Regions from separate parts of the Homo sapiens genome. Here region 1 is linked to region 2. The links are chromatin loops, found by intact Hi-C in ENCODE. Cell type or tissue: Calu3. All regions are shown on one strand. Each heading gives the region's core, and the rest is flanking DNA. Links, peaks and the distances in the headings are about the cores only.

Region 1 (12,308 bases), core at 1-8,000, 440 kb before region 2:
AAGCAATGGGTTGGTGGACATGGACCATGGTTTATGGTCCCAGGTTGGATGCTGATTTGATGTGTGACCTTGAACAAGTCACTTCTCTCTTTGTATTGCAGGTTCCTGATCTGTAAGTAGTGGATAAGGATACTACCCATATCTTGTTTCTTGGCTTTCTTGTGGATCAGAGGCTCATTCTTTTATCCCACCCACTTACCTGTTAGCATTCTTTAGAATATTGGTTTGTGTTCCATTCTTCCTATGTCTTCCTGCAGTGATCTCAGTTCTAATCTTTAGCTTTGGCATCTATGCAGGTGACCACAAAATTTGTATCACCAGCTTCAACTTCTCTCCCAAGTTACAGTCTTAAATAGCCACAATACTAATTTGGATACCTTGTAGGTGGGTATTTTGCTTTATAAAATTTACTGTCCTCCTATCAAAACTCACCCAGGACACACCACAATCTTTAAATAAAGACCACAGTATGGCATAAGCAGGGTATAAACTCTGAGTTCCAAATCTAGTACTTCTAACTGTGTGACTTGGGTGAGCCACTTAAGCATACCAAGCTTGAAGTGGTGATGGTCAGGCTACGGTAAAGACTGGAGACAGGATAGAGAAAAGTATTGGCAGACTACCTGGTATGTCATAGAAATTCAATAAATCATATCATTCTTCTTACTATTAAGCTCTTCTTGGAATTTATATAATGCCTTTACTCTCAGATTACCTTTTATGTCTATTACCCATATTTCTCAAATACAGAACAAATAAGTATTTAAAAGGTTGACTGTGTAGAGATGTTCTAGACACTGAGCCTTATTTTCTCATTGAGTTCCACTATTCATTTGGAGATAAGTTCATCTGGAGACAATAATAATTTTAAATTACCCTAAAACTCTAAGAATGCAGCAAAGTCTTCTTCAAAACAGAACATTGATAATGTTATGATAAAATTCTAGTATTAGCATTCAACAATCCATCACTCACATAAAAATGTATGTAAACTGAAAATACTATGTCCAAATTGTGGGAAACAGTGGGATATGAAAGGTTCCTTCCCCTCATTAGATTTAGATAAGAAATGGGGAAGGATTCCTTATTTAATAAATGGTGCTGTGAAACTGGCTAGCCATATGTAGAAAGCTGAAACTTTCAGCTTTCTGAAAAGTTTGTAGAAAACTAGATCCCTTCCTTACACCTTATACAAAAATTAATTCAAGATGGATTAAAGACTTAAATGTTAGACCTAAAACCATAAAAACCCTAGAAGAAAACCTAGGCAACACCATTCAGGACATAGGCATGGGCAAGGGCTTCATGTCTAAAACGCCAAAAGCAATGGCAACAAAAGACAAAATTGACAAATGGGATATAATTAAACTAAAGAGCTTCTGCACAGCAAAAGAAACTACCATCAGAGTGAACAGGCAACCTACAGAATGGGAGAAAATTTTTGCAATCTACTCATCTGACAAAGGGCTAATATCCAGAATCTACAAAAACTCAAAACAAATTTACAAGAAAAAAACAAACAACCCCATCACAAAGTGGGCAAAGGATATGAACAGACACTTCTCAAAAGAAGACATTTATGCAGCCAACAGACACATGAAAAAATGCTCATCATCACTGGCCATCAGAGAAATGCAAATCAAAACCACAATGATATACCATCTCATACCAGTTAGAATGGTGATCATTAAAAAGTCAGGAAACAACAGGTGCTGGAGAGGATGTGGAGAAATAGGAACACTTTTACACTGTTGGTGGGACCGTAAACTAGTTCAACCACTGTGGAAGTCAGTGTGGCGATTCCTCAAGCATCTAGAACTAGAAATACCATTTGACCCAGGCATCCCATTACCGGGTATATACCCAAAGGATTATAAATCATGCTGCTATAAAGACACATGCACACGTATGTTTACTGAGGCACTATTCACAATAGTAAAGACTTGGAATCAACCCAAATGTCCATCAATGATAGACTGGATTAAGAAAATGTGGCACATATACACCATGGAATACTATGCAGCCATAAAAAAGGATGAGTTCATGTCCTTTGTAGGGACATGGATGAAGCTGGAAACCATCATTCTCAGCAAACCATCGCAAGGACAAAAAACCAAACACCACATGTTCTCACTCATGGGTGGGAAGTGAACAATGAGAACACTTGGACACAGGAAGGGGAACATCACACACCAGGGCCTGTGGTAGGGTGGGGGGAAGGGGGAGGGATAGCATTAAGAGATATACCTAATGTAAATGATGAGTTAATGGGAGCAGCACACCAACATGGCACATGTATACATATGTAACAAACCTGCACATTGTGCACATGTACCCTAGAACTTAAAGTATTAAAAAAAAAAAAGAACTATCTGAACATCCAAAAAAAAAAAAAAAAAAAGGTGCTTTGGCAATATTGGTTTCATAGCTAATCAAGGCAGAGTTTCTATCCAGCTTGTATTAGTCCATTTTCACACTGTTGATAAAGACATACCTGACACTAGGGAAAACAAGAGGTTTACTTGAACTTACAGTTCCACATGGCTGGGGATGCCTCAGAATCATGGCAGGAGGAAAAAGGCACTTCTTACATGGCAGCAGCAAGAGAAAATGAGGAAGAAGCAAAAGCAGGAACCCCTGATAAACCCATTAGATCTCATGAGACTTATTCACTATCACGAGAATAGCACGGGAAAGACCGGCCCTCATGATTCAATTACATTTCCCTGGGTCCCTCCCACAACACGTGGGAATTCTGGGAGATACAATTCAAGTTGAGATTTGGGTGGGATCACAGCTTTTTTAAAGCTTCTCAGACCTTTTAAAATAATGACCTCTCTTCAGAGACCACATTTATACTTTTGCCACAAGATAAAATGAAAAAAAAAAAAATAATAACCCATAATATACTCCTGAAGAGGAGGGTCAAGAACCTTGAAATACAAAGGCAAGCGGAATTGCTCTGGAATCCCTGGTCCAGTCACTCACTTGTAGTCAGTTACATTTCTATTTCTCACCTGTCCTCCTCAGACCCAGTACTGGGAACAAATGCCTGTCTAAGTGTTGTATTGTCTCTGTTACTGTTGCTGTCATCATTGTCATCATCTTGTTGTAGCTTTAGGGCTTTTCTATTTGCAAAACTCAGTGCTTCAGCATGAATAGTTAAATGGGGTGAACATACTTCTTTTGAAATTGGCTCTCTGTTATGTAAGCAATGTTGTAATAGAAACATATATATTTAGATTAATGAGCTAATGAAAGATGGTGGTATCGTAATTGTCAAAATATATCTATGGGAGGTAGAGAAGATACAGATTACTCCTTTTTTTAACAGGAAGGAAAACTGTGTAAGACCAGTTATATTTTTTGCTCATAACAAAAATGACCAGTGTGTGGCCCTCTTAAATGATGCTTTGCCACTAGTACCAAATTGGGGGTGGGAGAGAGTCATCATTTTCCTACAAGTAAGAAAAACACCGAGAACACACACACACACACAAGTATATGGACACACACAGAAAAACACACAAACACACAAACACACATACTTGCACATGTTTCTAACTTAGATATGACGGCTTAAAGGAAGAATTGAGGGAATACAACAGACCCTTAGCTTGTAGTAGAAACTTTTAACACTGGAAAGTTCTAACTTTAGAAGGTCTTCTGAGCTCCAGTGGGCAAGAAGCTATTTGGCATACTGTAAATAGACTAGAACCACAACATCAAGGGTAGGAGACTGATAGTTACAGATTCTTCCTTAGAGATTCTCTAGTTACCAACTGTCATAATATCTATTAGCAAACAACAGCAATAAAAAAAAGCATCCTTAGAAATTTGGAATAGAAATCTCCTGTTTTCCTGTCTTTTACGTGGTCCCCTTTTCAAGTACTTTCTTATATTCTAGAAGAAGAGATTCAACAAGCAATTGGATATTATACAAGTGATTCACGCATTAGAAATGTAATTGAATTTAATGAACTTGATGGTCCTTGCCTACCCTAAGATGCTGTGATCCTATAACTTTCATGTCATACAGCTGTGATGACACCATCTCCTTCTGCATCCTATGATGTCATTGTTTGGTACCATAGCAAGTGAGATATGCACCTGTATGTTCATGTGCAAACCATCCAGGAGAAGAGTAACTAATTTTTGTATCAGTTAAAGAACAACTGGTTAATAAATTAATTTCTCTTGGGATCATAACGTTCAACTCCTCGGGATATTATAAAAATCTAACCCTGTCAACACCAACCAAAAACCTATGTGTTCAGTATAAGATGACCAGAATCAACACTTGCATTTTGCATTTAGAAAAGTGAAAACTGAAGAGGCAAGAATCAAAGGCGAAGGTTACATGAGGATCCAGGTCTCTGGTATTTGGGTTCCAAAATTTTCTTGGTAAGCTCGCTTTTCTTCATGTTGAACTGTACCCAATTTATTAACAAAGATAATTCAGTGCCAAAGTTCTAAATTGCATGGAATGGTCACCATGAGTGCATGTGGGAACCCAGGACAAAATAAATGTTCACTGTAATACAAAAGAGATGGTAAGTTGTCTTGAGTATATTTCAGTGTTATTGATATTTTGTCCACAAGATGGTAGCGTACACTTTCCAGTTAATGTAAAGCTGGCCTGTGATCCTAATTTCCCGTAAACTAGAGAATGGTTGGTGTTGAACGAAGGCCAGCCACTCTGGATATCACTCAGTATTTTTTTTTTATTGTGATGAATTGTTGATTTTAAGTATATTTAGTACTGCTATAGCAAGGTGGGGATTCAACTGAAATAAAGAACACTCAGAAATGCATTGCATTCCAGCTTCTTAAAGGGAATTTGAGAAGTGGGAATACTTTGGACATCTAAAAACCACACACCAAGGATCAGATACTGACATTTTTAAAAAAAAAATCCACTTTAGTACATTGTGCAAAAGACATTCAGGATGTCAAGTTCAATTAATCTTTGGTGAAATTTTGCACTGTAACAAAGTTCCTTCCATGAAATGAGTTCAAGAGGACTATAGATGTTTTCCCCTCAAATCCAGAGGGAAAGTAAGACCTTAGATGTTATGACATTTCCATGAGCTAAATAAGAGGGCAGTATTAGCAAGCTAGCCTGCTCTTCTGTTGTGTGCCTCTCTCCCTCAGCTAGCCCCATGTCAGAGGGGACAAGACACAGATGGCAAAAACATCTGGCCTGTCTGCCTCTATTGACCAGAGGGCCTTCTTTGAGGTTCTCAGGCTTACTTTATCTTTTTTTGAACTCTTTTTAAAATGAGAAGCTCAAGTGGGATTTCCTTTCATCTTACTATATTATTTTCAAATTAAATTAGGTCTAATGCCCTGTATCAGAATTACAAAAGCAGGGCTCCAGGGCATATAAGTGACTTCCTATTTTGTTTTTCAGAACAGCTGAGCTCCCCACCTGGGAAGGAGAGAGACAGATGAGCCACGAGCAGAAGGTGGGGTAGAATAAGAGCTGAGGGCAGGAGGGGAGGCCCTGCAGCCTCAACTCTAGGGTTTGCCCTTCCAATGGGCTTCAGCATCAAATCAAGCTTCCTCAGACCTCCAGAGTCCAGCCCTATCACAGCTATCTATTTTATTCCCCTTGTTCTGCAACATGCATCCTCTGATCTAACCTTAGAGAGGTCACTTTGCTGCTATCTATTTGGTTCTCACTGCCTTTATTGTTAGGCTTTGCCTTTCACATTGGTTTTTGGTTCCAGTAACTCCAACCTCAATCAGAAATTCCATGGCTCCAGCTTACTTATGAGAATTTATTTCTCAAACTTTCTCAAGAAGCAATGCAAACGGCGGATGTAGTCACCTTTTTTTTAAGGAGTATAGAGTGATGATTATGAAAATAAGAGAAAAGTATACTTTAAAACATAGAAATAGGCAGCTTTTAAGTCTAGCCATGATTATGACTGGGTAACCCTTCTGCTTTCCATTAAAAACTGGGTATCTTCTCTTCTAGGTCAACACATTTCATGATATGTCTGCCTAACTATATGGCAAATCCAATGAAACCTGATGGGGTTTTCTGTCCCTCTTACCCCTGATAGGGTGTTCTTTACTATAAATAACCCCATAAATTATATGTGATGAGCTAAATATTAGCAAGAGGAGTTCACCTCAAAAAATGCCTCACTCTGTAACCCCCAGAGGCCTTAAGCCTGCTTCTGTGGAGGATTGCAAGGCTCTGTTAAGGCCAGAGTGATGTTAAGATGCTGCAGAAATGTGTAAAGGGGTGGGAAAACCATAGAGATAGAAAGGAAGCAAAGATGGAAAGAGAGCAGCAGAAGAAGGACCCCCGGTGACCACTGGTGACTCAGCGAATAGACTGAATGGGAACTCTGGTGTTGCACCATGCTCTGGATTCTCTACATTTCTGCATTTAAATAATGGTTATGATTGTTTCCTCCTAGACATATACTCTGTCTGCTTGTCTTTCTAGATAACATAAGGCAAAACAGAGAGTTATAGAAACATGGTTCCTCGGTTTGAGATTGAGTGTCTCGAAGAGCTCTTCAGTGTTTTGAGGCACTCATCATCTTTCATGCTTGATCCATTTATCATCTATCTACCTATCATCTATCTATATTACAGTGTAATAATTTTTTTCACTTAATAATCCATCATCAACCTTTTCCCAGATGGTTAAATAATTTTTAAAAGATACGATCTTCAACAGCTGCATTACATTCTATCATATGGAAGCACCAGGTGTGCTTTGGCCATCCGCACATGGTTGGGCATCATTTGACAGAAGCTGTGTGAAGATGGAGTGACTGATCTCCAAGACATTGTTATCTCCTTGCCCATGGAAGAGGGAAATCGTAGGCTGGACTGCACATGTTGAGGAGGAACATTAGCCCTGAATAGGTGATTGTGCCACACCTTCAGACTGAAAGTCTGAGACTCCAGCTGACTGAATGGGCTTCCAGTCATCCAGGCCAGAGCACTGCAGGAGGAAAAACACAGACAAGTGCCACGACCTGGGGCCATTGTTCAGCTCTCTGCAATTGTGGCCTCTTTCCCATTGGAAAGAGGGTCCTGACCTTATAGTCTAAAGGACATGTGCTTGACCCCAGAGTCACCTATGAAGGCAAGTATCGATTGACCTAAGCTCACACAAAGATTTATGTGTGGGAAAGTGGTGCTGCCTGAGGCCCACACTTAAGATTTACAGATGTTCTGCATATAATGTCATTCCTCTGTGTAGTGGAAATGAAGAAAATGTTCTGTTCTTAATTAAGAATCTAGATGGAGTTCAGGAGAAGGCACAGCCCAAAGTGAGCCCCGGGATCTAGGAGGTGGACCAGTGCCTGGACAGGGTGACTGGAGAGCCTACGTACAGGTTCTTTCTGCTACTGGGAAGGTGGAACACACTCTAAGTCCTATTACTATTATGATTAAATGCCCTCATTTCCTCTTTTATCCCAGCTTTTGTCTTTTTCAATAAAAAATAAATGTTCTGCCACGGGGCTGGAGATGAGGCATGCAAGTAGGAAACTGATAGGTTCCCATTGACTATACTCCCCTCTCCCCTTATGCGCTGTGCTGAGGTGGGAAAGAGAAGCAACATGAACAAGTACAGTTGGCTTAGGGGCTATTAGCACTCACCCAGGAATAGGGAGGACTGGGTCAAAGAACCAAGAAGAATGAACCAGAATGTGACTCCTGATGCCACCCCCATCTGAAACCTCAGCTCCAATTCAAATCAATATTTACTAAGCCCTACTTCTATGTCAGGGACTATACTAAAAAATGATAATCAAAAGATAAATTTATTTGTTCATACTACAAATATTTATTGATGGCCTATAATATGCCAGGCACAATGATAGGCCCTGGGGAAGCAATGATGAAACAGATAGAAGATCTCTGCTTTCATTGACCTTCCAGTCTAGCAGGCAATACAGATATTCAATTCAAAACAATTTAGCATTTTAAAAAATCATGTCATTATACCATTCTCTTCCCCACCCAAGTTCTGGATCACCTGAGAGAGACACGGGAGTCAGAATGGTAGAAATCAAAACACCAGGCCCGGCATGGTGGCTCACACCTCTAATCCCAGCACTTTGGGAGGCAGAGGTGGGCGGATCGGTTGAGCTCAGGAGTTCAAGACCAGCCTGGGTAACATGGCGAAACTCCATCTCTACAATCATACAAAAATTAGCTAGGCATGGTGGTGCTTGCTTGTAGTCCCAGCTACTTGTCGGGCTGAGGTGGGAGGATCACTTGGGCCTGAGAGGTCAAGGCTGCAGTCAACCGTGTTTGCACTACTGCACTCCACCCTGGATGACAAAGTGAGACCCTGTCTCAAAAAGAAAAGAAAGAAAAGAAAAGAAAAGAGAAGAGAAGAGAAGAGAAGAGAAGAGAAGAGAAAAGTGAAGAAAAAGAAAAGGAAGAAATAAGCACACCAGCTTTATGACTGATAAAACTGTTTGGAGCATGTGGCTTACTTAGCCAAGAGGGCTTTATAATGTGCCCCTGAACTGAATTTTTTCCACAAAACTATAGGCCTCCTTCACAGGGAACTAATTTAATCATCCGACTTATAGTCCCTGCAGAAAGACAGAGCCAAACATCATTAAGGTTCTCTGCCAATAGCACCCATTGCCAAGCAATCTGTGCCCACTTTCACCTTCTCCTATCTGACCAGCAGCCAACTCAGGATGGCCCTTGCCAATCAGCTGGGCCACACCTCTGGCTAAGCTCTGTTGGTTAAGAGAAGAAAAAGCTGAGATGGGATAAGAGACCAGAATTTTTACTCTAGTAGAGACCCCTCCAGAGAAAGTCAAAAGAGCGCAGGCTAAACACACTCCTTACAATTATGAAGAGTGCTCCAGAAAGAGCAGCCCAGGGGATTGTGAGAGAGCATGACACAGGGGCCTAACTTATTCCAGGAGTGGGGTGTATGAGCAAGGCATGGTTTCTGCTCTCAGGTAATTTACAGCCTCACCAATGGGGAGGGGGAATCAACATAAAACAGTGATGATAAATTATCTACTAGCAACATAAATTAGGTTCAGAAGAAGTATGAAGAGGGGTAGCAATTGATGATTGGCCATCATTATTTCCTGTTCATCTTTTAAGTACACCTCTTACCCCTATTATCTATAGTATTAGAAGACAATGTCATGCAGAGATGGTCTCTGCACTATTTCAATGTGAGAATAAATCAATAATAAAGTAAAAATTTCAGTCATTTAGGGATAAATTCCAAATCTGGATATCTAGGGATTTTTTTTTGTTTTTTTGTTTTGTTTTGTTTTGCTTTGTTTTATGCTTTGTTATTAGATCTGTTGGTTGTCTAAGAAACCACCATATCAATTGAGCTTTATGACATCATGTAAGCAAAATCTGAAATCCACCCAAAAGTGCAAACACATCTCAAAATACTTAAAATAAAAGCTGTTTTTTATTATAAAATTAGTGTATATTTGTTAAATATTTTAGAAAATGCAGAAGTGCCCCATCATTTAAACTCAGCCATGGTTATCACTTTGATATATTACTTCCTTTGCTTTGATTTTTTTCCCTCTGCATAATCTTTATTTTGTTTTCTTAGTGGTTTTGTTTTGCATGCATAATCAACTCTCAGTTATCTGCAATGGATTAACTAATTTGTGGATTAACCATCATTACATATCAGGCAAATAATCTGTGAGAAAATATTAAAGATATCACAAGTCAGTGAAAACCTTTATTAAACACATATCTATTGAATGCTTATTATGTGCCAATCACTCTTCTATGTGCTGGGGAATCAGAGATGAACAAGAAAATATGACTCCACTTCCCATTTAGCCTACATTTATCACCCCTGTATTGGAAGGCATCTATTGTCTGGCATTGTAATCAGCTGACACACAGAATTAACTACGTGAGGGAACATCTTCTCTTCTCTCACCTACAAGGAGAGGAGACATTCTTTACAGCATCCACTCTGCCCCTCACAACCCAGACAAACCAGGTTGGTGGCCCAGCAAAGGGAAACACTTGTGACAACTGTGAATTTTATAAACTCAAGGCTAGAGAGGGAGGTGTTAGGTGAGAAAAAGCAAGATAAAAGAGGAAGCACATTTCAATTCCACTCCTATATTCGGTTTTGGTTTTGTTTTGAAACAGTTTTGCTCTGTCCCCCAGGCTGGAGGGTAGTGGCATGATCTTGGCTCACTGCAGCGTCTACCTCCTGGGTACAAGTGATTCTCATGCCTCAGCCTCTTGGGTTGCTGGGATTACAGGTATGCACCACCACGTCTGGCTGATTTTTGTATTTTTTTAGTAGAGATGGGGTTTTACCATATTGCCCAGGCTGGTCTCAAACTCTTGGCCTCAAGTGATCCTCCTGCCTTAGCCTCCCAAAATGCTGTGACCACAGGCATGAACCACCACACACAGCCTGTTCATTTGAATTTTAAGCTTATTTATATTCACTCTATGTGTTGATTTGTAAAGAAACACTTTTTCAAAAAATTTATTCTAGGCCCCACCCTCTCCAGAAGAAGCTCTCAGTTTATTAAAATCTTTTATGCCTCTCTTAGTTCATGACTAGTATTTTATGACTAGTACTTTATAATATATATAAAATATTGGGATAGTACATATAGTTATATGGATATATGGATATTATATCTGATACATTATTATGTATCCATTATACATACTTATATATTTATATATTTTATATATATTACAGTTGATATATTTTTCATGTCTTCAGGTTATTAGATATCTATAAAGGAATTTTGATTATTTATATTGTCTCAAATTTTTAAACCACTAATTGTTTTTCAATTGATTCTTTTTAAAGTATCAAATCATCTATAAATAAAAATAATATTCTATCTTTTTTTTTTTTTTTTTTTGAGACGGATTCTCGCTCTGTCGCCCAGGCTGGAGTGCAGCAGCATGATCTTGGCTCACTGCCTCCACCTCCCGGGTTCAAGCGATTCTCCTGCCTCAGCTTCCCAAGTAGCTGGGACTATAGGCGCGCATCAACACGCCAGCTAACTTTTGTATTTTTAATAGAGACGGGACTTCACCACGTTGGCCAGGATGGTCTCGATCTCTTGACCATGTGATACACCTGCCTTGGCCTCCCAAAGTGCTGGAATTACAGGCGTGAGCCACCATGCCCGGCCTCTATCTTCCTTTTTAATGCATCTGCCTTTTATACCTGTTCCATGTCTTTTACTCCTGTTCCATTGGGATTAGAACTCCCAATGAATAATAATAGTGGTGATAGCAACATATTTCTTTTGATCTTAGTTTTTGTCAAATATTCTGATATTTAAGTGTTATCTTTGGTTTATGATAGTTATTTTTACCATGTTAAGAAAAGTCTTCTGTTATTAGTGTTTTAGATTTTCACAGAAATGCACATTATGATTTATTAAATAGATTTTGGGCACTCATTTAATGATCAAAAGATTTCCTTTTTTATCTCATATATTATTGGATTCATAATTATAAAACTATTTGCATTTTTTACTTAGATATTCCTTGGTCCAGGTGGAATTGTATTAAAGAATTAAATTGGCTAATACTTCATATATACATTTCCTTCCATATTTATGAGAAGATGGTTTAGAGTTTTCTTTTACCTCAGTATTTTTTTTATCAATTTTGGGCATCAGGTTTATGACACTTTATGGATCAACTGCAAAATTTTGTACTTTTTGTATGTACAAAACTTTTTTTTTTGAGACGGAGTTTTGCTCTTGTTGCCCAAGATGGAGTGCAATGGTGTGATCTCAGCTCACCGCAACCTCTGCCTCCCAGGTTCAAGTGATTCTCCTGCCTCAGCCTCCCTAGTAGCTGGGATTACAGACATGCACTGCCATGCCTGGCTTCTTTTGTATTTTTAGTAGAGACAGGGTTTCTCCATGTTGGTCTCAAACTCCTGAGCTCAGGTGATCTGCCCATCTCGGCCTCCCAAAGTGCTGGGATTACAGGCGTGAGCCACCATGCCCGGCCTGTATGTACAAAACTTTTAATTAGCATCATAAGCATTATATTTTCTTTAAAAGTTTGTAAGAAACTCATCAATGAAATCATTTGGTTTTTCAGTGTGTTTTATTTATTTTTGCTTATTTTTTCTTTTTCCCTAGGATATAGATCATGATGCTTTCTATGTCTTCTTGAATCATCTTTGTTAATTGATGCTTTTACATAAATATTGTTCACAATTCATTGAGGTATCTACTTAGACATTTCACTCATTCTAATTGTACTCAGAGGAGTTGTTTAAAATAATTTCTTAATCAACTACCTGTTTAAATGAGTGC
Region 2 (16,664 bases), core at 7,052-15,051:
AAAGAGCTCCTGAAGGAAGCACTAAACATGGAAAGGAACAACTGGTACCACCCGCTGCAAAATAATGCCAAAATGTAAAGACCATCGAGACTAGGAAGAAACTGCATCAACTAACGAGCAAAATAACCAGCTAACATCATAATGACAGGATCAAATTCACACATAACAATATTAACTTTAAATGTAAATGGACTAAATGCTCCAATTAAAAGACACAGACAGGCAAATTGGATAAAGAGTCAAGACCCATCAGTGTGCTATATTCAGGAAACCCATCTCACGTGCAGAGACACACATAGGCTCAAAATAAAAGGATGGAGGAAGATCTACCAAGCAAATGGAAAACAAAAAAAGGCAGGGGTTGCAATCCTAGTCTCTGATAAAACAGACTTTAAACCAACAAAGATCAAAAGAGACAAAGAAGGCCATTACATAATGGTAAAGGGATCAATTCAACAAGAAGAGCTAACTATCCTAAATATATATGCACCCAATACAGGAGCACCCAGATTCATAAAGCAAGTCCTGAGTGACCTACAAAGAGACTTAGACTCCACACATTAATAATGGGAGACTTTAACACCCCACTGTCAACATTAGACAGATCAACGACAGAAAGTCAACAAGGATACCCAGGAATTGAACTCGGCTCTGCACCAAGCGGACCTAATAGACATCTACAGAACTCTCCACCCCAAATCAACAGAATATACATTTTTTTCAGCACCACACCACACCTATTCCAAAATTGACCACACAGTTGGAAGTAAAGCTCTCCCCAGCAAATGTAAAAGAACAGAGATTATAACAAACTATCTCTCAGACCACAGTGCAATCAAACTAGAACTCAGGATTAAGAATCTCACTCAAAACCGCTCAACTACATGGAAACTGAACAACCTGCTCCTGAATGACTACTGGGTACATAACGAAATGAAGGCAGAAATAAAGATGTTCTTTGAGGCCAACGAGAACAAAGACACAACATACCAGAATCTCTGGGACGCATTCAAAGCAGTGTGTAGAGGGAAATTTATAGCACTAAATGCCCACAAGAGAAAGCAGGAAAGATCCAAAATTGACACCCTAACATCACAATTAAAAGAACTAGAAAAGCAAGAGCAAACATATTCAAAAGCTAGCAGAAGGCAAGAAATAACTAAAATCAGAGCAGAACTGAAGGAAATAGAGACACAAAAAACCCTTCAAAAAAATTAATGAATCCAGGAGCTGGTTTTTTGAAAGGATCAAGAAAATTGATAGACCGCTAGCAAGACTAATAAAGAAAAAAAGAGAGAAGAATCAAATAGACGCAATAAAAAATGATAAAGGGGATATCACCACCGATCCCACAGAAATACAAATTACCATCAGAGAATACTACAAACACCTCTACGCAAATAAACTAGAAAATCTAGAAGAAATGGATAAATTCCTCGACACATACACTCTCCCAAGACTAAACCAGGAAGAAGTTGAATCTCTGAATAGACCAATAACAGGAGCTGAAATTGTGGCAATAATCAATAGCTTACCAACCAAAAAGAGTCCAAGACCAGATGGATTCACAGCTGAATTCTACTAGAGGTACAAGGAGGAGCTGGTACCATTCCTTCTGAAACTATTCCAATCAATAGAAAAAGAGGGAGTCCTCCCTAACTCATTTTATGGGGCCAGCATCATTCTGATACCAAAGCTGGGCAGAGACACAACCAAAAAAGAGAATTTTAGACCAATATCCTCGATGAACATTGATGCAAAAATCCTCAATAAAATACTGGCAAAACGAATCCAGCAGCACATCAAAAAGCTTATCCACCATGATCAAGTGGGCTTCATCCCTGGGATGCAAGGCTAGTTCAATATACGCAAATCAATAAATGTAATCCAGCATATAAACAGAGCCAAAGACAAAAACCACATGATTATCTCAATAGATGCAGAAAAAGCCATTGACAAAATTCAACAACGCTTCATGCTAAAAACTCTCAATAAATTAGGTATTGATGGGACCTATTTCAAAATAATAAGAGCTATCTATGACAAACCCACAGCCAATATCATACTGAATGGGCAAAAACTGGAAGCATTCCCTTTGAAAACTGGCACAAGACAGGGATGCCCTCTCTCACCACTCCTATTCAACATAGTGTTGGAAGTTCTGGCCAGGGCAATTAGGCAGGAGAAGGAAATAAAGGGTATTCAATTAAGAAAAGAGGAAGTCAAATTGTCCCTGTTGGCAGACGACATGATTGTATATCTAGAAAACCCCACTGTCTCAGCCCAAAATCTCCTTAAGCTGATAAGCAATTTCAGCAAAGTCTCAGGATACAAAATCAATGTACAAAAATCACAAGCATTCTTATACACCAACAACAGACAAACAGAGAGCCAAATCATGAGTTAACTCCCATTCACAATTGCTTCAAAGAGAATAAAATACCTAGGAACCCAACTTACAAGGGATGTGAAGGACCTCTTCAAGGAGAACTACAAACCACTGAGGATACAAACAAATGGAAGAACATTCCATGCTCATGGGTAGGAAGAATCAATATGGTGAAAATGGCCATACTGCCCTAGGTAATTTACAGATTCAATGCCATCCCCATCAAGCTACCAATGACTTTCTTCACAGAATTGGAAAAAACTACTTTAAAGTTCATATGGAACCAAAAAAAAGCCCACATTGCCAAGTCAATCCTAAGCCAAAAGAACAAAGCTGGAGGCATCACACTACCTGACTTCAAACTATACTACAAGGCTACAGTAACCAAAACAGCATGGTACTGGTACCAAAACAGAGATATAGATCAATGGAACAGAACAGAGCCCTCAGAAATAACGCCGCATATCTACAACTATCTGATCTTTGACAAACCTCAGAAAAACAAGCAATGGGGAAAGGATTCCCTATTTAATAAATGGTGCTGGGAAAACTGGCTAGCCATATGTAGAAAGCTGAAACTGGATCCCTTCCTTACACCTTATACAAAAATCAATTCAAGATGGATTAAAGACTTAAATGCTAGACCTAAAACCATAAAAACCCTAGAAGAAAACCTAGGCATTACCATTCAGGGCATAGGCACGGGCAAGGACTTCATGTCTAAAATACCAAAAGCAATGGCAACAAAAGACAAAATTGACAAATGGGATCCAATTAAAATAAAGAGCTTCTGCACAGCAAAAGAAACTACCATCAGAGTGAATAGGCAACCTACAGAATGGGAGAAAATTTTTGCAACCTACTCATCTGACAAAGGGCTAATATCCAGAATCTACAATGAACTCAAACAAATTTACAAGAAAAAAACAAACAACCCCATCAAAAAGTGGGCGAAGGACATGAACAGACACTTCTCAAAAGAAGACATTTATGCAGCCAAAAAACACATGAAAAAATGCTCATCATCACTGGCCATCAGAGAAATGCAAATCAAAACCACGATGAGATACCATCTCACACCAGTTAGAATGGCAATCATTAAAAAGTCAGGAAACAACAGGTGCTGGAGAGGATGTGGAGAAATAGGAACACTTTTACACTGTTGGTGGGACTGTAAACTAGTTCAACCATTGTGGAAGTCAGTGTGGCGATTCCTCAGGGATCTAGAACTAGAAATACCATTTGACCCAGCCATCCCATTACTGGGTATATACCCAAAGGACTATAAATCATGCTGCTATAAAGACACATGCACACGTATGTTTATTGCGGCATTATTCACAATAGGAAAGACTTGGAACCAACCCAAATGTCCAACAATGATAGACTGGATTAAGAAAATGTGGCACATATACACCATGGAATACTATGCAGCCATAAAAAAGGATGAGTTCATGTCCTTTGTAGGGACATGGATGAAATTGGAAATCATCATTCTCAGTAAACTATCGCCAAGAACAAAAAACCAAACACCGCATATTCTCACTCATAGGTGGGAATTGAACAATGAGATCACATGGACACAGGAAGGGGAATATCACACTCTGAGGACTGTTATGGGGTCGGGGGAGTAGGGAGGGATAGCATTGGGAGATATACCTAATGCTAGATGATGAGTTAGTGGGTGCAGCACACCAGCATGGCACATGTATACATATGTAACTAACCTGCACAATGTGCACATGTACCCTAAAACTTAAAGTATAATAAAAAATAATAATAATAAAAAAATAAATTGTAAAGCATTTCTGGCATTAATTTCTTTTCATAAATTGTCACGACTTACACATACCATGTATGACATGTTTAGACTTTCTGACCTGCCCTAAACATCCCTCTTTTTAAACAACCAGTCATTTTACTTTAGGACAATAATTTACCAAAAAACATCCTTTCTTATGTAAAATCTCTTTATAACCTTCTTTGCATAGCTAGGGGACATGGATAATTCCATATATCCCCAGGCCTTATTTAGAATTTAATGTCTTCAAAATAAATTGAACAATTTTCAAAAGTCAAAGCAGTTTATGACCTTAAAGCATTTAGCAAACCTAATATCTGACCGGCATAATTTAGACAAAATGTGTTTATTTTATCAATAATCTTTAAAGCTGTTTTTATTTCCCAGTAATTACTAAAGTTACATGAACTAAAAGGCCTTACAGTTTTTATTTTGCTTTCAAAATATTTTATTTAAGCACTTGTTTTTGTTTAAGCCAATTAATTGGAGCTCTTTTATATAAACATTACACACAACACATATATAATTACACAAATAGACAGACATAAGAAGATTACTACAGTAGTTATAAGATTTTTCATTTGCCAGTTTTTAAGTTTCTTAATTGGTTATTGGCTTTAGGGTGGAGCCCTAGGAAGAACAGGGCCAGGAAATGGGTTTCTGGTGCCTCCTGTTTTTCCCAAGGAATCCAGGCTCTTAGAGCTTGAATATCTGCTTTTAATTAAGCTGACTTTTAACCATAGCACCCTTTAATAATATCCTTTTAAAATTTCTTATTACCCAGTTTGGCCAATATTTCTGGTTTTGAACTTTACCAAAGGTAACCTCCCAGGTGCTCAGCGAAAGGAAAACTTAGGATAGTCCATGGTGGAGAAGAGACTAGACAAGGTTATGTAGATATTAAACCAGAAAAGGCTTGCTTTCTAAGCAGGGAATTGAACCTGGACTTCTAGTGTGAAAGGCCAAAACCTTATGTACCAAGCTATACCACAGGGAAAGTTCCACTGTTCTTCCCAGAAGGAGTCTAGAGTAGTTAATTTTGAGCTTGTAGAGGCTTTTAACTACTTAAGATAATTTTTAGAGCTAACTATGACATAAAACCTAAAATTCGTGTTCCCTGGAAGGTGGAGACCAAGAGAAAGTACTGCCACGTGGTTACAAGGTCAAGCTCCCAAGGACATGAAACAAGATGGAGACCCCATCCAGTTTTTCATTTGTTTGTTTCAGGGACCTGCAGGAAAGTTTGTTATTGACCAGCCTGCTGGGCCATCTTGAGCAGCGAGCTTATGGGGTCCTAAGCCCATGTTTTATCTTAAGGCACCCCTTGACACAGAAAAACAAATTCATAGCACAAATATATCAGTTTAAGACTAGCCTCGGAATTCTTTTTTGCATTAATCAAAACTTTACAGAAGAGATAAACAGTGACTTTTTTCTTTTTCTTTCTTTTTTTTTTTTTTTGAGATGGAATTTCACTCTTGTTGCCCAGGCTGGAGTGCAATGGCGTGATCTTGGCTCACTGCAACCTCCGCCTCCTGGGTTCAAGTGATTCTCCTGCCTCAGCCTCCCGAGTAGGTGGGATTACAGGCACCTGCCACCACACCCAGCTAATTTTTTGTATTTTTAGTAAAGATGGGGTTTTGCCATGTTGGCCAGGCTGGTCTTGAACTCCTGACCTCAAGTGATCCGCCCACCTCAACCTCCCAAAGTGCTAGGATTACAGGTGTGAGCCACCGTGCCTGGCTTAAACAGCAATTTTTACCATTTAATCAACTGTCTGCACAGAGAGGGAGAAGCCAGAAATCTGACTGGTAAGAAATTCTTACCCTTTGGCCTGCATGCCAGGTTTCTGTGTTTCCTTTCCCTAAGTGGCCCCGGTAACCCAGCTTGCCACACCATCCCATTGGGGGACAAGCTGCATCATAAAGGAAAATTATCTTTTTTCATTCTGGCCAGAGTAAAACACATGTGATAAACAGACATTAGCCACTCTGCTTAGCACCCAATATCAAACTGACAAGGCTTAAATTTGCCCTCAGCTGGGCCCCATCATCTTTAATCCAACCTCTGACTAGGAGTTTCAACACATGGTCTCTGGGCATGATGGTTGCCCTGAGTAACAGAAAAGATGAAAAACAGAAAGGAGAGAGAGAAAAGGTTTGCCTATGGCAGGGTGGGGAAGGCAAAATGCTCAGGAAGACCAGAGAAAAACCAACCCATTGCAGTGATACTGAGAAGTTCAGGCGGCTGCAGCTGCTGTTGTAAAAGGATTTTTTTTCCAGCAGTCCCATCAGCTTTCAAGTTTTCCCTTTTGGGGGAGGAAAAAGCTCTCCGTGTCCCACGATCCTAATTCTGTCACCCATAGTTGTCAGCAAAGAGTGCAAGGCAGATTATTCCAAAGAAAACAGCAGTTGACATCCCGTAGTGCCAACCCTGTTCTTAGCCAAAAGGGACTTTACCAAGAGCCCTCATTTGTAAATGTACTTCAGTGCATTGTTGTTCATTCGGAACGTTCCACTGTAAGTTACCTTTAGTAAGATTTTGCCATTTCTGTAAGACTTCACTGCCTCCCAGGCCTAAAGTATAAGCCAGAAGGAACTCAGTTTTCCAGAAATTAAGGATTCCATTTTTACCTAAAATATTGGCTTTACTCTCAGGCTCTCTTGATTAACTTATCCAATGATTTTTTTTCCTACCGATGCAGGCAAGAAAAATGAACAAAAGGGTAGAGCACAAAAATCCTTGTGAATTTTCAAAAGCCAAACTCTATAACCCCTGAAATATTACTGCTTACTACCAGTTCCTTTCTGACCCAGTCAGATGTAAGAGGCCTCTAACTGGATCCAAGCCAGTTAATTCCCGGATCAAATCTGTTCCTGGACCCAGTCCAGTTTCTGTCACAACTCCAAACCCAGTTTGGATCAGAAATTTGCCCAAAGAAACTCAGAGAGCTCAAAACACAAATCCGTGGAGCTCCAAAATCCAAGAGGGAACTTACCCACGATGCCCAGCTGCTCTGAGAGATCAATGGACACAAGTGGGTCCTGCAGGTACCTTGCGTGTTTACTCAGCACTCCTGGGGGTCACTAGAAGCTCCACTTTGGATCCTGCTTCTGACATTATCTGATAAAAGAAAAACTTCAGCTGAGTTAAATTTAAAGGAGTTTAATTGAGCAATGAACGATTCACGAATTGGGCATCCCCAGAATCACAGCAGATACACAGAGACTCCAGGGGTGCCTTGTGGTCAGAACAAATTTATAGACAAAAAGTTAAAGTGATGTATGGGAATCAAAAGTGAAGTACAGAAACAGTGAGGTTGGTCACAGCTCTGCGTTTGCCTTGTTTGAACACTCAGCAGTCTATGAGTGGTTGAAGTATGACCACTGGAATGGCCAACACTCAACTATTGTTACGGTGCATACTATTAAGTTAGGTTTTCAATTTTGTCTGGCTATTAAGCTAGGTTACAGTTCATCTACAAGGACTCAAATATAGAAATACAGAGTCCTTCTCAGGCCATATTTAGTCTGCTTTAACAGATGCCTGTATTAATCTGTTCCACACTGCTAATAAAGACATACTCAAGACTGGGTAATTTGTAAAGCAAAGAGGTTTAACGGACTCACAGTCCCACAAGGCTGCCTCACAATCATGAAGGAAAGTGAATGAGGAGCAAGGTCACATCTTACATGGCAGCAGCTAAGAGAGAGCTTGTGCAGGGGAACTCCCATTTATAAAGCCATCAGATTTCATGAGATGTATTCACTACCACAAGAACAGAATGGGGTAAACTGCCCCCATGATTCAATCTCCACGTGGCTCTGTCCTTGACAGGTGGGGATTATTACAATTCAAGGTGAGATTTGGGTGGGGACACAGCCAAACCATATCAGTGCCATACTAGCAGAGTCAAGCCGAGTTGAACTGGGACCACTTCACACACACACCAAAAGTTACTAGCACTTAAAGTGGGTATATCATTTAGAGGGAAGTCTGTCATTGTCCCTGTTCCAGGACCAGAGCTGTGGCTCAGAGATTTTGCCCAAACGTAGAGAAGCACGCTGTATAACAGAATACTTAAAATCTCTCCCCAAAGAAATTGACTTCATTTCCAACAAACCATGGACAATTTCAAGCCTAAAGTCACTCTCAAAAACAGTGAAAGTTTGTGAAAAGCAATTGGGAAAAAATTGATAGATTTGTTAGAGATATAGCCTAAGTTGTAAGCTGGATGATTTGCTATAGAGAAATAGAAAGCAAGACATCTGGGAGGAACCCTCTTAGGGTCAAAACAAATCTCAAAAACTGACCTCAGGAACAATTTTTTAAGAAGAGCCCAAATTTTTGGGTCAGTTTGTAAAACAATCTATATTCCAGGGCATTGTTGAAAGCAACAGAGCCATCAGCCAGCAAGTAAGTAGTGGAGCATAATACCTGGGTATGACCAGAGAAAAAGACAAAAGAGAGCTCTCCCAAATCCACTGTGTTGCCAGCTGACTGTGAGCATATCAAACTGCATCCCCTGAGAAACAACTTTATAGACTTTATGCTTCAGAGGAAGAAATAAATTACACCAAAATAATCTAGTCAATCAACAAACAAGTAAATAAGCAAATAACAACAAGCCCCAGAAGACCAGTACCCAGTATTATTACAATATACTACCTAAAATTTTTCAACAAAAAATTATGAGACATATAAAGAAGCAGGAAAGAATAAGCAATACACTGAAAAAAAATTGTAGACAACAGAAACTGCCTGGAAGACTTACCAGATGTCAGATTTAACAGACATCAGATGTCAGATTGAACAGAAAAAGTTTTCAAAGTAGAGATTATAAATAATTTCAAATAATATTTTCAAATAAAATGGGCCATGATTTAAAAAGTATGATTACAATGTCACATCAAAAGACACCTAAAAGTGAAAAAGCTAAAGCTAAAGACAATAAGAAAATTTTGACTACATCAAGATAAAAATGACTCATCACTTAGACTGAAACTCCAGGAAGATTAACAGCTGATGTCTCAGCAGAATTAATTGAGGCCAGAAGGACAACATATTCAGAATGAACCAAAAAAAGCAATTATTAACCAAGAATTCTATATCCACCAAAATAAGGTAAAATAATGACATGTCCTAATAAAAACAGAGGGAATGTGTTGCTAGCAGACCTACCTTATAAGAAGTACTAAAAGAAATTCATGCTACAAACAAGTGAACCCTGAGAGTAATTGGAATATATATATGAAAAAAGCAAAAAGAACCAGGAAAGGTAATTATCTAATTGTAAAAGTCAAGGCATTTCTTTTCCTTTCTTCTTCTAAAAGATTTTAAAAGTAATTGTATAAAGAAGTATATAATGTGATGTTGAGCCTATAACATAAAAATGTAATATTGGTCAATAATAGAACAAAAGAGGTGGGTGGGGGCAAAGCTGTATTGGATTAAGGAAATGACTTCAGATGGCAACTTGTATGCACAGGAACAAATGAAGAGAACCAGAAATGATAAATTAAAAGGCTAACACAACAAAAGCTATAAATGTGTGTGTGTGTTTGTGTGTGTCTGTATTTGCTCTCCTCAATATCCTTAAAAAACATAAAAGCGTGTAAATTTATCATTACAACAATGCATTGTTGGGTTTGTAATATTCAGATATTAGATGTAATAGATGTAATATGAATAAGAATAGTATCACAAAAATGGGGGGAAGGGAACAAAGGTATATAGAAGTAACATTTCTGTATCTCACTAGAATTAATTTAGTATAAATCTCAAACTGATTATTATAAGTCACAGTGTATATAGAAAAACCCTAGAGTAACCACTAATAACTCAAAAATATAGTGAAAAAATAATTTAAAAAATTAAAATGCTACATTATAAAATATTCACTTCATGCAAAAGAAAGCAGTAAAGCAGAAACAGAGGAACAAGAGAAACATGAGATATATAAAAAACAAAAATGGCAAACATAATTCCAACTATATCAATAATAGCATTAAAGGTGAATGGACTAAATAATCCAGTCAAAAGGCAGAGATTCTCAGACTAGATCAAAAAACAAGAGTCAATACATGCTATCTATGGGAAACACACTTTAGATTCAAAATACAAATAGACTTAAAGTAAAAAGATGAAAGAGAAATATCATGCAAACAGCAACCACAAGAAAGTTGGAATGGTTATACAATTACCTGACAAAATATACCTTAAAACAAAAGATATTACTATAGATAAAAGAAGATGTTTTTTAAAAGGTCAATTAACCAGAAAGATACATCAATCAAAAATATATATGCACCTAACAACAGAGCACCAATACATATGAAGCATAAATTGATTTAAATGAAGAGAGAAATAGACAATTCATCAATAATTGGGTACTTCAATACCCAATTTTCACTCATGGGTAGAACACTAAGCATAAGAACCACAAGGGTGTAGGAGATAAAAACAGACATAAGCACCACCTACTGGCCTGGAAGTTGAATGGTGCAACACAACAGGAAATCTGCTGACTCAAGTGCAGAGTACTGGAGAATGAAATAAGCTTCCTGAGACTTCCATCACCCTGAGCCCACAGGAGGCAGTGAGTGAGGCTGCTCACATGCTTAGCACATCACTACAACAACCAGCATTTGAGAAAGTCACCATACAAAGGCTATTACCAAAGAATTTATACAGACTCTTTGCCACTGAAAATACCCAGAACCAAACCCAAAGGACACTACACCACATCATACAGTACAGACACCTCCTCAAGGGGGCAAAATAATCCTGTCCAAAGGGAAGCAAAATTAAAAAATAAGAAGGAGAGACAGCTTATCCAGATAAGAAACAACCAGGGAAACAACTCTGAAAGTATGGAAAAAACAGAATGTAACAACACCCCCAAAGGGGAATACTAACTCCTCAGAACAAATCCTAACCAAAATGAAGTCTTTGAAATATCAGATAAATAATTCAAAATACTGATTTTAAAGAAGCTCAGTGAGATCCAAGAAAAAGCAGAAAACCCATACAAATAGAAAAGCAATTTAGGACATGAAAGAAGAGATAAATGTCATTTAAAAAAATACACACACACAAAACTTCTAGAAATAAAAGATTCAGTCAAGGAGTTACAAAATACATTGAAAGTGTTAACAATAGGCCAAGTGGAAGAAAGAATTTCAGAGCTGGAAGACAGGTCTTTCAAATTAACTCAGTCAGACATAATATTTAAAAAATTTTTTTTAATGAACAAAGCCTTTGTGAAATATAAAAGTGTACAAACCTGTAAGTTATAGGTATTCCAGAGGGAGAAGAAGAAAAAGCAAAAAGTGTGAAAAACCTATTTGCAGAAATACTTCAAGAAAACTTCCCTGGTTTTAGGAGAGATTTTGACATCCAGATACAAGAAGCTCAGAGAATTTCTGGATAATACATTGCAAGAACTTCACCAAGACTATCCAAAGTCAATGTAAACAAAATAATCCTGAATGGCAAGAGAGAAGTGTCTAATTGCATTTATATATATATAATCATATCGGACTAGTAGCTGTCTTCTCAGCAGAAAACTTACAATCCAGAAGAGATTGGGGGTCTATTTTTAGCATCTTTAAAGAAAAAAAAATGCCACCCAATAATTTTATATCCTGTCAGATTAAGCTTCATAAATCAAGGAGAAATAGGGAATTCATCAACACTAGACTGGTCCTCCAAGAAATGCTCGAAGGAGTTTTGTTTTTGTTGTTGTTGTTTTAGTAGAGATGGTGTCTCACTATGTTGACCAGGCTGGTCTAAAACTCTTGGCCTCAAGCAATCCTCCCACTTAGCTTCCCAAAGTGCTGGAATGACAGGCATGAGCCACTGCCCAACCTCAAAGGAGTTCTAAACATGGAAATTAAACAACAACATTCACCATCATAAAAGATCACATAAGTAAAAAGCTCACAGACCTTATAAAGCAATTACACAATTGAAATCCCAAGGCAATCAGCTAACAACAACATGATAGAAACAAAACCTCACATATCAATATTAACCTTGAATGTATGTGGCCTAAATGCTCCACTTAAAAGATACAGAGTGGCAAACTGTATAAAAAAGGAAAACCCAAACATGTACTGCCTACAAGAGACATACATACTGGCTAAAGACAGCTATAGAATCAAAGTAAATGGGTTGAAAAAGATATATCACGCAAATGGAAAACAAAAGCAAGAGAGAGTAGTCATCCTCAATCAAATAAAACAGACTTTAAACCAACAACAGTTAAAAAAAAAAGGGGGCAAAAAAGGTCATTATAAAATGATAAAGAAGTCAATACAACAGGAAGATTTAACTATCCTAAATATATCTGCACCCAACACTGGAGCACCCAGATTCATAAAATAAATACTACTAGACCTAAGAAAACATATTGATAGCAATATAATAAGAGTGGGGGACTTCAGCACCCCACTGACATCACTAGACAGATCATCAAGGCAGAAAATCAACAAAGAAACTCTGGACTTCAACTGGGATGTAGACCAAATGAATCTAATAGAGATTCACAGAACATTTTATCTAACAGAATATACATTCTTCTCACCTCCACATGGAATATATTCCAAAATTGACTATATATTTGCCCATAAAGCAAGTATCAATAAACTCAGAAAATCAAAATAATAACAAGTATCTTCTCAGATCACAGTAGAATAAAATTATAAATCAATACCAAGAGGAACTCTCAAAACTACACAAGTACATGAAAGCAAAACTACTTGCTCCCAAATGACCTTTGGGTAAATAATAAATTAAGGCAGAAATTGAAAGACTTCTTGAAACAAATAAAAATAGAGACACAACATACTAAAATCTCTAGTATACAGCAAAAGCAGTGCTAAGAGGAAATTCTGTAGCATTAAATGCCCTTATAAAAAAAGATAGAAAAATCTCAAATTAACAACCTAACATTGAACCTCAAGGAACTAGAAAAATAATAATAATCCAAACCCAAAACTAGTAGCAGAAAAGAAATAACAAAGATCAAAGCAGAACTAAATGAGATTGAGATTATTTTTAAAGACATAATGAATCAATGCGACAAAAAGTTAGTTTTTTAAAAGGATAAACAAAATTGATAGATTGCTAGCTAGATTAACCAAGAAAGAGAGATTCAAATAATTATAATCAGAAATGAGAAAAGGGACATTAAAAATGATGCCACAGAAATACAAAAGATCCTCAGAGACTACTATAAACACCTCTATGCACACAAACTAGAAAACCTAGAGGAAATTGATAAATTCCTGGAAACCTACAACCCTCCAAGATTGAACCAGGAATAAATAGAGATCCTGAACAGACCAATAATAAGTAATGAAATTGAGTGAGTAATAAAAAAATCTTTCAACAAATAAAAGCCCAGGACCGGAGAGATTCATAGCCAAATTTCACCAGATACACAGAGAAGAGCTGCTACCAATCTTACTGAAAATATTCCAAAAACTCAAGGAGGAGGGATTCCTCTGTGACTCATTCAATGAAACCAGTATCATCATGACACCAAAATCAGGCCAGTACACGCACACAGAAAAGCAAACTACAGACTAATATCTCTGATGAGTATAGAGGCAAAAATTCTCAAGAAAAAACCAGCAAACTGAATCCAACAGCACATCAGAAAAATAATTAATTATGATCAAGTGGGTTTTATTTCTGGGATGCAAGTACGGTTTAACATCTGCAAATTGAAAAGGGTGATTCATCACACATACAAAACTAAAAAGAAAAACCATATGATTATCTCAATACATGAAAAAAGGCATTCAATAAAATCCAAAGTCCCTTCATAATAAAAACCCTCAACAAACTAGGCATCAAAAGACCATACCTGGCTGCTCTGCCTATGGAGTAGCCACTATTTTATTCCTCTAAAAAAAATAAAAATAAAAATAAAAAAGTACCTAAAAATATAAGACCCACCTACAACAAACCCACAGTCAACATTATACTAAATGGAAAAAAGTTGATTGCATTACCTTTAAGAACTGGAACAAGACAAGCATATCCAATCTCAGCATTCCTATTGCACATAGTACTAGGAGCACTACTCAGAGCAATCAGGTAAAAGAAAAAAAGCATCCAAATTGGAAAAGAGGAAGTCAAATTATCTCTGCCCACTGATCACATGACCATATACCTAGAAAACCCTAAAGACTCCTCCAAAAACCCCTAGACTTGATAAACAAATTTCAATATACAAAATAAACATACATAAATCGACAGCATTTCTATACACCAATAACATTTAAGCTGAGCGCCAAATCAAGAACTCAATCTCATTGGCAATAGCCACACACACACACACAAAATACCTAGCAATTAATTTAATCAAGAAGGTGAAAGATCTCTACAAGGAAAACTACAAAATACTGTTGAAATAAATCATAGATAACACAAATGGGGAAACATCCCACACTCATGGATTGGAAGAATCAGTATTGTTAAAATTACCATACTGCTTAAATTAATCTACACATTCAACTCCTATCAAATTACCAATGTCATATTCCACAGAATTAGAAAAAAATTCTAAAGTTCACATGGAATCAAAAAAGAGCCTGAATAGCCAAAGAAATCCTAAGCAAAATGAACAAATCTGGAGGCATCACATTGCCTGACTTCAAATTATAATACAAGGCTACATTGACTAAAACAGCATGATACTAGTACAAAAATGGCACAAATATCAATGGAACGGAATAGAAAACCTGGATATAAAGCCACAAACTAACAATCAACTGATTTTTGACAAAGTCAACAAAGATAAACAATGGTGAAAGGACACCCTATTCAATAAATAGTGCTGGGAAAATTGGCTAGCCATATGCAGAAGAATGAAACTGGACCTCTATCTCTCACCATATACAACAATTAACCCAAGATGGATTAAAGATTTAAATGTAAGACCTGAAACTATAAAAATCCTAGAAGAAAACATAGAAAAAACTATTCTGGACATTGGCATAGGCAAATAATTTTATGATGAAGATCCCAAAGGCAAATGTAACAGGAATGAAAATAGACAAATTGGACTTAATTAAACTAAAAAGCAAAAGAAATAATCAACAGAGTAAACAGACCACCCACCAAATGAGAGAAAATATTTGCAAATTATGCCTCTGACAAAGGACTAATATCCAGAATCTATAAGGAATATAAATAACTCAACAAGAAAATAACAACCCCATTAAAACTTGGGAGAAGAATATGAATAGACATTTCTCAAAAGAAAAAATACAAGCAGCCAACAAACACATGAAAAAGTGCTTAACATCAGCAATCATCAGAGAATTGCAAATTAAAATCAGAATATCATCTTATACCAGTCAGAATGGCTACTATTAAAAGGTGAAAAAACAATAAATGGCATGGATGTGGAGAAAAGGGAACATTTGTACATTATTGGTGAGAATTTGAACTAGTTCAACCTCCATGGAAAACAGTATGGAGATTTCTCAAATAACTAAAAATAGAACTACCACTGGACCCAGCAATCCCACTACTGGCTATCCACCCAAAGAAAAGGAAACAATCATATCAAAAAGGCATCCGTATTTGTATGTTCATTGCAGCATTATTCACAATAGCCAAGTCATGGAAGCAACCTAAGTGTCCATCAACAGTTGACCAGATAAAGAAAATGTGGCATACATACACGATGGGATACTACGTAGCCATAAAGAATGAAATTATGTCCTTTGCAGCAACATGGATGGAGCTGGAGGCCATTATACTAAGTGAACTAACTCAGAAACAGAAAATCAAATACCACATGTTCTCACTTACAATAGGGAGCTAAACAATGGATACACATGGACCTAAAGATGGAAATAATAGACACTAGAGACTCCAAATGAGAGGAGGTTGTGGAGGGGAGCAAGGGATAAAAAACTATCTATCAGGTACAGTGTTCACCATTTGGGTAATGGGTAAACTAGAAGCCCAGTCCCCACCAGTACACAATATACCGATGTAACAAACAAGCACATATACACCCTGTGGATAAAATAAAATAAATAAAAAGAACTGGGAGTCCAGAATAAAACCATGTGTCTTTAGTCAACTTATTTTTTACAAAGGTGTCAAGACAATTCAATAGTGAAAGAATAGCTCTTTCAACAAATCATTGCTAAAACAACTACATAGCCACATGCCAAAAAAAAAAAAAAAAATGGGCCCTTACCTCACACCATAGGTAATAATTAATCCAAGATGGATTAAGAATATACACGTAACAGCTAAAACTATAAAACTCTCAGAAGAAAATATAAAGGAAATATCTTCATGCCTTGGATTTTGAAATGGATATGACACCAAAAGCATGAGCAAGAAATGAAAAATTAGATAAGTTGGCTTTAATTAAAATTAAAAACTTTTGTGCATCAAAGGAACTATCAACAAGGTAAAAGAAAACCCACAGAATTAGAG

The links. A loop is a pair of places that touch in the nucleus more often than their neighbours do. Peaks named below come from ENCODE experiments on the same cell type or tissue, not always from the same donor. Only the 100,000 strongest peaks of a DNase experiment are listed, where the experiment ranks them.
Region 1: it touches region 2 in a loop (11-fold over the local background); 4 of 110 quality-filtered maps call a loop at or near these places.

What each region holds. Positions count from the first base shown.
Region 1 is chr12:102,733,160-102,745,467 of GRCh38, reverse strand. No RefSeq gene overlaps it. Among named protein-coding and RNA genes, the nearest start is that of LINC00485, 85 kb to the left of the region's middle. In Calu3, for the core only: no CTCF peak of the experiment used is centred there; no DNase peak of the experiment used is centred there.
Region 2 is chr12:102,295,281-102,311,944 of GRCh38, reverse strand. It overlaps LINC02456 (long intergenic non-protein coding RNA 2456), which reads right to left. Exons shown (of 13, transcript XR_007063427.1): 4 at 7,189-7,313. Among named protein-coding and RNA genes, the nearest start is that of LINC02456, 24 kb to the right of the region's middle. In Calu3, for the core only: no CTCF peak of the experiment used is centred there; a DNase peak (open chromatin) is centred at 10,684.